Linked DNA regions of Homo sapiens: region 1 is linked to region 2. The links are chromatin contacts, found by Hi-C or POLR2A ChIA-PET in ENCODE. All regions are on one chromosome and are shown on one strand. The core of a region is the stretch at or near the end of the contact, and the rest is flanking DNA. Distances in the headings are between cores, read along the strand shown. Region 1 overlaps LTBP1 (latent transforming growth factor beta binding protein 1). Region 2 overlaps LTBP1 (latent transforming growth factor beta binding protein 1).

Evidence for each region. Hi-C counts contacts between places; a loop is a spot of excess contacts on that map. ChIA-PET counts read pairs that join two places held with the same protein, here RNA polymerase II (POLR2A). Pooled maps may share reads with other maps.
Region 1: a loop to region 2 is called in a map with no recorded cell type, with 3 times the contacts of the local background. The contact joins two enhancer-like sites. A Hi-C loop is called at or near these places in 10 of 37 single-sample maps with no recorded cell type and 5 of 50 pooled maps. POLR2A ChIA-PET finds 5 or more read pairs at or near these places in 2 of 52 experiments (activated T-cell and common myeloid progenitor, CD34-positive).

Annotation. Positions count from the first base shown.
Region 1 is chr2:33,318,442-33,324,427 of GRCh38, reverse strand. The region is part of intron 24 of LTBP1 (latent transforming growth factor beta binding protein 1); the gene reads right to left. Among named protein-coding and RNA genes, the nearest start is that of MIR4430, 97 kb to the left of the region's middle. Within about 2 kb of position 2,113, at least 5 of the 41 ENCODE cell types and tissues checked have a DNase peak (open chromatin) inside an H3K27ac peak, as active enhancers do.
Region 2 is chr2:33,206,671-33,212,551 of GRCh38, reverse strand. All of the region lies in intron 7 of LTBP1 (latent transforming growth factor beta binding protein 1), which reads right to left. Among named protein-coding and RNA genes, the nearest start is that of MIR4430, 210 kb to the left of the region's middle. Within about 2 kb of position 1,756, at least 7 of the 41 ENCODE cell types and tissues checked have a DNase peak (open chromatin) inside an H3K27ac peak, as active enhancers do.

The DNA of each region.
Region 1 (5,986 bases), core at 864-3,363, 110 kb before region 2:
TACTGTGTTTTTTTCCATATATATACATACATACATACATACATACATACCTATGATAAAGTTTAATTTATAAATTAGGCACAGTAAGAATTAATAGTAATAATATACTGTGATTATATTATAATTAAAATTATAACAATTATAACAATTGTTATAACAATTATAACAATATACTGTAACAAAAGTTATGTGATTGTAGTCTCTCTCAAAATACTATAATATTTGTAGGCTGTGGTTGACCATGGTAACTAAAACCACATGAAGTAAAACTGCAGATAAGGAAGGACTGCTGTAACTAAGGTACCAGTATAAGAAATGCTAAAATAGTAACAATAGCTCACATTCATTGAGTATGTTCTATGGGCTACTCCATTCTCGGCGGATACTTGCCAACACACATCAACTCCATGTAGGTGCTATTATTATTCTTACTATACAGAGAGGGAACTGAAGCACTCACCAAGTTCACACAGCTTAGAAGTGCTGGAACAAGAGTTCAAGCCCATGTAGCCAAACTCACCAGCATAACTTCTTAGCCACTACTACACCCAGTAGTTATGCAGGGTGTGCATTAGAGAATTAAGTCTTCAAAAAATAGGGAAGGCTTCACAGAAGTGTACATCACATTCAGTTTGGAGTAATCTTATTAAGAATGTTTCCTAGTACTCCAGGATGAGCTACAGACTGTCCCTTCCTCCCTTGATTCATTTGCCAAATGCGTATTGTGCCCCAACTAATTACAGATGGTCTCCAAATTAGGATAGTTCCACTTATGATTTTTTGTTTGTTTGTTTGTTTTGAGACGGAGTCTTGCTCTGTCACCCAGGCTGAAATGCAATGGTGTGATCTCAGCTCACTCGCCTCCCAGGCTCATGCGATTCTCCTTCCTCAGCCTCGCAAGTAGCTGGACTATAGGTGTGTGCCACCACATCTGGGTAATTTTTTGCATTTTTAGTAGAGATGGGGTTTCATCATGTTGGCCATGCTGGTCTCGAACTCCTGACTTCAGGTGATCTGCCTGTTTCGGCCTCCCAAAGTGCTGGGATTACAGGTGTGAGCTACCGCGCCTAGTCGATTTTTTTACTTTATGAAGGTACAGGAGCAATATGCATTCAGTAGAAACTGTACTTCGAGTTCCCATATAACCATTCTGTTCACTTTCAGTACAATAAATTACATGAGATATTCAACACTTTATTATAAAATCGGGTTTTTTTTGTACTAGATGGTTTTGCCTAACTATAGGCTAGTGTAAGTGTTCTGAGCACGTTTAGAATGTGCTAGAAGCAGGCTAGGCTAAGCTATAATGTTCGGTAGGTTAGGTGTATTTGATGCATTTTTGACTTTCCATTTATGAGGACATAACCCTATCATAAATTGAGTAGCATCTGTATTCCCAATGGCATACAGAGCTGTAAAAAATACAGAAAACAATCCCGATCTCACTGGCCTTAAAGTCTAGCAATGGAGTGTGACAAAGAACAATAAACAAGGTAAAGAAGTAGAATAAGGTGGTAAAGAAATAAAAAAAGCAAAAGGAAAAAAGAACAGGAAGTGAATTAATTCATTCATTACACGGTGAGTGAATCTGAGAAAGAACGGTCAGAAACCGGTTCACTAAGGAAACAGCATTTAAATACGGACCTACAGGAGGCAAGAGGTAACAATCTTGTACTATACTTCTCATTCGTATAATAAATGCCCTCATTCTAAGCTGTTTGTTGCAGCCAAAATTAAACCAATTAATACTTAACCTACTTACAGATTTATTGTGAAGATTAAATGAGAAGACAGGTGCAATGCACTTAGCATAGTGCCTGGCTTGTAATAAGAACTCAGTGAATGCTATTATACATTATTCTTGCTACTGTTTTAATAAAATCATGCAATCAGATATATAATGTATCTCCAGTCCACTCATAGTGGGAGACCAAGATAGTTGCTTAATATTCTATCACATGTCTAAAAAGTAACTGTTTCTGGAATATGTGTATGAAGCATTACAGTTTAGGTCTCAAGTACAAAAACACTGCTTACAATAACCTTCCATGATCTAAAAAGGACTCGGGTTGTTGACATCAAAGGAGTCAGATGTAGGACGCCCAGCACCAGAGCATGAGTGGATGTCAGCATACGGTATGCAAGGTCAGCTAGCCTAGTCACAGACTTCACTTTCTGGCAGTCTTCTGCCTATTTTTTGGCTGCAAGGCAAGTGTTTACTTCTCCTTCTATGAACAGATGATTTCCATAGCTCTGGGGTTTGAAAAGGTCAGCAGTGATAAAAAAAAAAAAAGGCTTAGGAAGAGATCTCAAATTTTTTGCTACTATTATGAATTTCTTTATACAAATGTTGATATATGGAAGACAATCAAGCAATGCATGGAAAATCTGCATTTCAAGTCCAAAAGCAACTCATTCCAGAAAAATTTCCTCAGCTTTCTCCCTAATGATTTAAACATTCATTTTCACTCACTTCTGCAGAAGTACATTCACAGGAAGAGTGAGTGTGAACAGTAGCTTTTATAGCTGGAAGCCACTTTCTTTCTTTACCTAGAATGTTGTATGATCCTTTTTCTTTTTACACATGGAAGAGAGTGGATTCTGTTGTTAAAATTCTCTCTACTAAGAAATACTAAAATCATCATCTCTTAGTACAGTTTTCAGTTTCAGACCCGAAAACTCTTAAAAACCTGAAAATCTTGGGCTAAGCACACCACATGTAACACATTACTGCATCAGAGTTCTTCAGCATCCCACTTGGCTGAGTCATTTTCAAAAGCATTTTCTATTTGGTGACAGATATAAAGTTCTATATCCATGCCACAAAACCACCAACTGCCTTGGGGCACTGTCCACGGCTTTATGCTTTCATTCTCCCCCGTTCATAGAAAATGTACCTAGAAGTGTGAAAACAAACCCCACGTCTGCTCCCAATTTGTTACTTTTTTGATTTGGCAATGTTGTCTTTCTTGTGTTTTCTGGTTCCCAATGAATACAAAATTAGCCTGAGAGTTTGAATCCACCTTCTCTCGGTTGTGATATCACTACTTTCAGTACACGTCAACGCATTGGCAATTTTTACCGGTTTCCATTTCAGATGAATGTGTAAGCAAGGAGTGATTTATAGTAAATACCTAAGAAGGTTATGGGGTTAGAGTCTCTATAGATGTTTAGCAATAGGACTTGATTCCTGAATACTTTGGGTATACTGTGGGAGTCAGAGTTCAGGCTAGATGTGACAAGAAGCCCTCTTCCAGTCTTGCAGTGCTCAATTTTTCAATCAAATAGTAGAATCATTTTTGAAAACTAGGAGGAGAAGCTGCTGATCCCATACTCAGTCCAGGGTATTATTTTGAAAAGTGAGAAATAATATCACCATCATCATCCAAGAGAAGAAAATACAGGAGTGGAATATAGAATTATTAATAAAATGAAAGGTTTTCATTTTTCCTTTCCAATAAAAAAAAGGTAATGCCAAAAATATGTCTGAGTTTTCAAAAAGACTTTAAGAGCAGTTTTAGGTTCCCAATAAGATTACACAGAGAGTTTTCATTTATATCCTGTCTTCCTCACACCAGCCCCCAGCATCTACCACTGCCAGTCTCCTGCACCAGACTGGTACATACAGTTGTTATGACTGATGAACTCTTACATCATTATCATCCAAAGTCCATAGTTTACATCAAGTGTTTACAACTCTTGGCGTTGTACTTTATCTGATTTTCTATTCTTGTCTGGACAATAGAATTCATGTTGACAGCTGCAAGAAAGTCCTCGGCTGCCATCTCATGCTCCCTTACCTATTTATTGATGGGCTTTTATCACTTCGCCAGTAGAAGACCAGTTTGAACATGACAGGCACTTCATATGGCTTCATTTCTTCACTCAGAAAATTTCAGTATTTCTTTCACTTACAGAAGCAGAAAAGCCGATTCTGACCACCCCAGTTAGCATCAAAGCAGCTTTCCACTTCTTTCTCTACCCTTCAGGTCCCCCATATTGTGCTCTACCTTTTCTTTTTTTTTTTTTTTCACAGAGTTTATCACGCTTTTTTTTCTTTTTGAGGCAGTCTTGCTCTGTCACCAGGGTGGAGTGCAGTGGTGTGACCTTGGCTCACTGCAACTTCCAGTTCCCATGTTCAAGCAATTCACGTGCATCAGCTTCCTGAGTAGCTGGAATTACAGGTGTGCACGGCCACAACCAGCTAATTTTTGTATTTTTAGTAGAGACAGGGTTTCACCATGTTGGCCAAGCTGGCCTCGAACTCCTGACCTCAAGTGATCCACCCGCCTCAGCCTCCCAAAGTGCTTGGGATCACAGGTGTGAGCTACCATGCCCAGCCTTTATCACACTTTCTAACATCTTAGTTATCTATTAGTTATTGCCTCTAAGTAAGTGGGGATCTTTTGCTGTTCTTCACTGACAAGGCCCCAGTACCTAGAACAGTGGATGGCACACAGGTAGACACTTAATAAATATCTGTCAAACGAAGGAATGAATGAGGATGCTTTCTAAAAGACAATACTTCAGGGAGTGATTTTGGCCATGGTTTGGAGGCCTAATTAGCCATGACTAACCAAGCCTGGCCAACACCAGAGGGAAAAGTGCCAGGTCCTATAAGCTGCTGGTGCTCCCTCTGTGTGGCTGGGCTCCTTGGGGTCCCTGCTAGATGAACATGGCCGCTGTATCATGTGAACAGGATAGAGTGCACAGGGAGCCTAGAGATGGGGGGTGTGCCGGACTCCACGGCAGTCACACAAGCCCTTGCTCAGCCTGGGCACACGACTGGGAGAGCGCAGTTGTTCCTGGCCAAGTGCAGCAAGGAAGGAGGCATGGAAAAGAGGTGACACAAAGTCAGAGATCAGGAGGTTTTTCCCCATGGGCCATGGGGACAGACGTGGTGACCCCTAGGAATCTGATTACCATTAAGTTTCCCTAATTTTCTCCCACACACATTCTACTGATGATGAAGAGACCGAATCTCAAATCAGCTTATGAATGCAATGATAAGGATTTTTTTTTTTCTTTTGAGATGTAGTTTCACTCTTGTTGCCCAGGCTGGAGTGCAATGGCGCAATCTCGGCTCACTACAACCTCTGCCTCCTGGGTACAAGTGATTCTCCTGCCACAGCCTCATGAGTAGCTGGGATGACAGGTGCCTGCCACCACACCCAGCTAATTTTTGTATTTTTAGTAGAGACGGGGTTCCACCATGTTGGCCAGGCTGGTCTCGAACTCCTGACCTCAGGTGATCCACCTGCCTTGGCCTCCCAAAGTGCTGGGATTACAGGCGTGAACCACTGTGCCTGGTCAGATTTTTTGTTTTAAGAGACAGGGTCTGGTTCTGTCACGCAGGCTGGAGTACAGTGGTGCAACCATAGCTCACTGCAGCCTTGAACTCCTGGGCTCAAGCGATCCTTCCGTCTCAGTCCCCTGAGTAGCTGGGACTATAGACATGAGCTACCATGTCCAGCTAATTAAAAAAAATTTTTCTTTGTAGAGACAGAGTCTTGCTATGTTGCCCAGGCTTGATGATGAGTATTTTTCATGTGAATTAAAATTCCACAATAAAAAAGGGCAGAAATAAAAAGGCAAAAGAATTATGATTTTTTGCTAAACAAATGGATATGATCAAATGGACCATAAAACAACGAGTTGAGTGAAAGAAAAAGTTTCCTTTGTTTTAATACACAAGATAAAAGCTCTGGCTATAGCGTGAAAGGAAGGTGGCAGGAGGAGATGAACTATAACTGAGAGAGGAAAGGGAAGTGTAGCAGAAGTCAATCAGAAGAGTCCTGTTCCCCTGCAATTTCCTGACATCTAAGTCTGGGATTTGAAAAAAATATCCTGTGTATTATATTATATATGACACGTTACACTCTGCACTTATTTATATCCAGAAAGGGTAACTATGCTGTGTTATAAACACTTAATGTATCCTACACATACCATTGGCTTCTTTATCCCCAATTCCCCTAGTGGAATG
Region 2 (5,881 bases), core at 507-3,006:
TTACGATTTCTGCAAGGTCTAAGGTTCTGTGGTCACTACATACTGATAGGTTACATTATCCCATCTAGGAAATACAAGTTACTACACACCACAGCAAAACTCAAGTGTTTCTGCTGCTCTCACATCTATAATAGGACTGCGTCTAGGCAGACGGCCTCCTAACCACCTCCTTTTGTCTTATCTCCTCCTCCCTCATTTCCACATCTCTAGAGTTGCTCATGCTGCCTGGGCCTCTAACTACAGCACTTATACAAATAAGGCAAAAGGAAGAAAAACAAACAAAGCTACTCCCAGCCTTGATTCAGCAGTGCACTGGTCATGATTCCTGGAACACTGAGTGCATGAAAATAACTTTTCAACCCTTCCTATGTGCACATCTGTATGAACACTGTGATGCAGAAGGTAAGGCTGTTCAAGAATCATTACAATTATTCCACAAATATCCATGTTACTACATTTACAACACAAAATTATTATAAGCAATAGTGAAAAAAACCTTTAATTTTGAAGCTAGTCATCAAAAATTACAGATTGCAGGGTAATGTATGTATCTAAATCTTGGCCTGACTGGGAACACATATCTTCAGACTTTAATCTCATTTTTGAGGTAATACTGTAGCACTTCCCTGATATTCAAAGTTGGGCTGTGATCATAGACACTTTTACATCTGCCTATCAATGTGAGAGGAAAGATAGTTCAAAACTTATCTGGTAACCAAGGATTACAATTTTTGTCAATTAAAAACTCCCCACTGGAGTTGCTTCAGAGGCTGAATGATGATTTGAAGAGATTGTGATAGATGGTGGAATATGGTTTCATAAGGTTTTATAAGATTTAATTTTCACGTATTAAAATCGCTGGTACCTATAGTGCCTACAACGTACCCTCATTCCAAGAGTGTTTGCTGCACTGTGCAGAGTCCTGGGGAAGGAGGATCCAGCAGTGGTGGTAAGAAAAGAGTGCTGGACTGGAGTCATTAGACTTGGATTGAAATCCCAGAAACTTCTTACTAGCAGTGAGAAGTTCAGCAAATCATCCAACCTCTCTGAGCCAGTAATCCCAACCCCAAAGGATTGTGAGATTAAATGATGCTTGTCCAATCCCAGATACTGGGACTCCATCAACCCCTGTGTGGGGATTAGAAAAGGGCAGCTGTAGGATGTGACCTGCATCAGGACATGGAGTTGGATGAGCAGAGCATGGGCTGGACTCCAGGCCCCAATCATCCTCCTCAACTGGTGCCTGGTGTGGGTAAAACCTATAACCAGCATTAAAGTACTAGCCATTTGATAAACTCTCAGGACACATTTATTAAAAGTCTTCAGATATTTAACTATTAAAAGGGCCACTCCATAAAGATAGCCACATGTCAGGAACCTACTACTTAATCTTACTATTTAAAACACTAAAAAATGATAAACTGAAATACTCTTATTAATTGTCTTCATTACATGTATATAACTCATTTTATTATGCTATGAAGGACTATTATATAATAAAGTATAAAATATTTTAAGTTTCAGTAGAGAACATCTTTTAGAGCCAAAGGAGAGAACCCAAAACGTTAAAGTGATACAGGTTTCAAAAAATACTTGTAGAGACTGCACTGAGGGAAAACATGAAATAAAACAGAAGTCTGATTCATTGTAACTCTTGCAAGAGTAAGTAGGACTGTGTTTAGGCAAGAACTGAAACAAGGAAGTGACTCAATGGCTCTACTGGGGAGAGAGATTCCAAAGAGATGGAACAGCTCTAGCTAAGCATAACACCAACCACCAGCTGGGAGAAAAGCCAGTGGCAACGGAGGAGGGTAAAGACAGGGGAAGGCAGGTCAATACGAAGGAACAAAGAGTGGGTGTGCAGAGTCAGAGAAGATGTGGAGCTAAACCATGGAGGGTTTTCCAAATTTGAGATTAGATGTACAGTTGGATATAAAAATCAACCAGGAAACAGGGGAAAAGAAGCATCATAGTTCCTTTTCTCAAAGCAAAAAAGTTTATATTGCTTCCAATTAAATAATTAGCATCTTTGAAACAATGGTAAGTACAGAAAGACTGATGAGGATGAAGAGGAGGAAAAGGAGAAAGAGATAATGTTTTTATAAAGGTAAAGTGTTCTATATCTAGTACTTCCCCTGAAATGTAAAAAAGAATTACCAGGACAAAGTATATCATTCACAGGGAGGAAAAGGAAGAAACTATACTGGAGATAAACATAATCAGGAATAACAAGAGGACAAAAATTTGAAATTAGATGATTGGAGGCCCATTGACTGTACTTTTTCTCAAACAAACAGCAGAAAGGAGTTAAGTTCAGCACGAATAATATCTTATCTCAACAAATGCTGTCCAGCCACAGCAAAAAGACTTCTGAACACAAAGCAAACTCCCAGATATCTACTTGCCTTGCAGCATTAGCACATTATGAACAGGAAACAGACTTTTCTGCACAACCACATTCCCCTTGAACTCAGTGAAAAGCAATGTAAGGATGACCCACAACTGGGTAAATGGCAAGAGGGCAGCTTTTGAAAATAGAAAAACATTCACATCTTCACTTTACCAATTACCACCTCCATGACTATAGGCAAAACTCTCAACGTCTCTCTGCCTATTTTGTCTTCTATAAAATGGCACTAGAGACATCCGTTTTTCATGGAGCTCTTGAGTGGACTGAGACAACACATGTGAGACGGACTGTATGTGAGACAGCCATATGGCCAAGCCCCACTGGGCTTGTATTAGATCTCTTCCCCCAGGCTCCTCCTTTAAAAACCTGGGCTTATTTAACAAAAGAGCAATTAATCTAGTAGTTATTCGATATACAATATCCCAGATTCAGCCTACAGATAAGAGATGTATAAAATAAACACGTAAGTTAGATATAGAAATAAAAGAAAAAGATATTCTTAAGACCTTGCTAAAAATATTCAGGTTTTCTCAAAAGTGCTCTGGCTAGTAAAGAAATACTCAGTGAATTAATGCTGTGGAGGGCATGTCATTGTATAGATTTCATTTTAACTCTGCTTAAGAAGCACAACATGGTATCATGGAATTCCAATAATTCAACTTGTAAATATTGACGTTCAAGCGGCAGATGATTTCACTTTGGGGACATCACGATCGTACTTGTCATGGTGCTATGTTTTGGTGCCAGAGAACCAAGACCATGAAGCAACAGCAATGGAGCTCACTGTGCTCCTTCCCCTCAAGGATCCATGGCCCAATCACAAAACACCACACAGCATGCGACTCTCTAACTAAGTCAGGTCCCAGAGAATATAGCTGTCCTTTCAGGTTTAGATAGCAATGGTTTCTTGTGAATCCTCCATCCCTAGAAGAAATGGCCTAAGAGTCAGGGTGCAATAGTAGAAAGACTGGCCAGGTGCGGTGGCTCACACCTGTAATCCCAGCACTTTGGGAGGCCAAGGCAGGCGGGTCACTTGAGGTCAGGAGTTCGAAACCAGCCTGGCCAACATGGTGAAACCCAGTCTCTACTAAAAACACACACAAAAAAATAGCCAAGCTTGGTGGCGGGCGCCTGTAATCCCAGCTACTTGGGAGGCTGAGGCAGGAGAATTGCTTGAACCTGGGAGGCGGAGCTTGCAGTCAGCCGAGATCGCGCCACTGCACTCCAGCCTGGGAGACAGAGCGAGACTCCATCTCAAAAAAAAAAAAAAAAAAAATAGTAGCAAGACTGGACTAGACACTAAAATCTTCAGTTTTACTCCCCACCTCCCACACAAACTCAACTGCAAACTGATCTACCTCTCTGGATGTTAGTTGCATCAACCCATAAAATTGTAAGGACAGACTACTTGCTAATACTCATTTAAGTGCCCAAGTTCTATGATTTTATGAAAGCTCCAGGGCAGGGCTGAGGGCAGCCAAGGAGCTACGTGGCAGGGCAATCCTATGAAGGTCGGTGTTCCTCAGGTGCCCCCTGCCTGCCAGGTTGATACATTAGATTCCATGCTGCCACAGCCTGCCTGGTGGTATCCTCATACCCTGACCTAGGCCAACCTAATCAAGGATAACCATAATAATGGGCTGCCTTTTCCTCACCCTACGTCATGCCAGCCCTTTCCTGCTAACCTGTACACACAAAGGGCAGCTCTACCTTCCTGAGAAGAGTTACAGCTCTTAAATGGCTCGATTCTAGATTATATTGGGTAGCTATAATGAATGATATAATTATCAATAGGCAAGATCTCAGAAATGATTCAAGATGGTCATGGAAATGCAGATCTTGGGTGTACTGGGCTGTGACCATTATAAAGTCACATTATAATCCATCAACCTACACTGTACAGGTATGTCCCATAAATTATTCCACCCATGCAGGTGCCATCCTCACCTCCATCCACATTCAGAAGCACATTACTCTAACATTCTGGCACAAAGCCTTGGGGTATTCTAGTAAACAAAAGCTACACCATCAATACTATGAATCTGGATGAGGAATGTTAATCCTATTTTTTTTGAAATCTTGAACTTCTTTTCATAAGAATCAGAATGAAGTCCCCTATGGGAAAAGTACTGACTACATGTAACAGGTTGTTGGATCAATCCAAACTTCGTCTTTCCTCTTCTTTGCTCCTCTTAAACTGTCTTTTCACTATGATATAAACACATCTCCACTCTGGAAAAGTGACTCCTGACAATGTTCTGAGCAAAATGGTGTTCTTCTAGCCCCTGAATCAACTATGGCTCCAAATTAAACTAGAAAATCTCATGAACACTCTTTAGTGTCCCAGTACTAGATCATTAAATATGCTTATTTCTATGCATCAAAAAGTAAAAAGTTCTAAATCTCTAACCCCTATCGCTAGTGCAACTAGAGCAACATATTTGATCAACTTGTTCTAAGGGTCGTTGTTATAAAGAGCACTGTACAATGCAGAACTGGCTGGGTAACAGGCATTGTCTCATAAGAAGAGGAAAATGCATAAATACTTCCAGATTTTCTAAGAGAACTTGTAAAAAAATTTGCTTTGGCTTGAGCAGAACATTCTTTATAGGCAAGGTTTTTTTCTTTCTTTTTTTTAAGTCCACTCAGCTTTCTTTTATTAGAGTAATTAAAACAATGTTAGGCATTTGGGGAATCTGATACAACTATAATCCTCTGATATTTCAGGCTATTGATTTTACAAAGTATCTACTGTGACTAGAGCATTTAACTGCTGGAAATGTATCCACATCGATTTCTGACAGTGTATTTGTTTAAAACCTGCTGAAGCCAAACCATGGGCTTCAAGGAATTCCAGACAACTACTTTAGTTTATGAAACGGTATTTTAAAAGTTACACTAAGGCAAAAATGGTTTTTAAAGTCACATATGAAGGGAAAAAAAACCCTCTTAAGCATGAAACTTATGATTCTACTTGACATCTTTTCTAAAGAAAAGATAGAATCTGTGCTGCCTATTTTCTCCACCTCTACAATGATTTGAACATTTCAACAGTCAAGTCTTCTTCCAGGCTGTGATATGTGTGTTTTGCTCTTAAGTTGCAAAAAGAAAATTTAAGTACAGTATTATCATGATTATATTCTGACATCATAATTCCTGTTAGCCTTTCCTTGGGGCAAAACAACACAAATCATGTGATAAATCCTAGTACTAGATGGTGAGTAGATCGAATTTATTTTAAGTTTAATTACTAGGAATGTGTCTAAAAAGAAAGACTCATGTTGAGAGAGGGAATAAAGATGTGCATATAGCCATGATTACTATCACCATAGCAACCTGATCACCCCCAAAATGATGAACATAAATGCCTATCTTCTCCAATTTTTCTTTTTTTTTTTTTTTTGAAATGGAGTCTTGCTCTGTCGCCCAGGCTGGAGTGCAGTGGCACAATCTCGGCTCACTGCAAGCTCC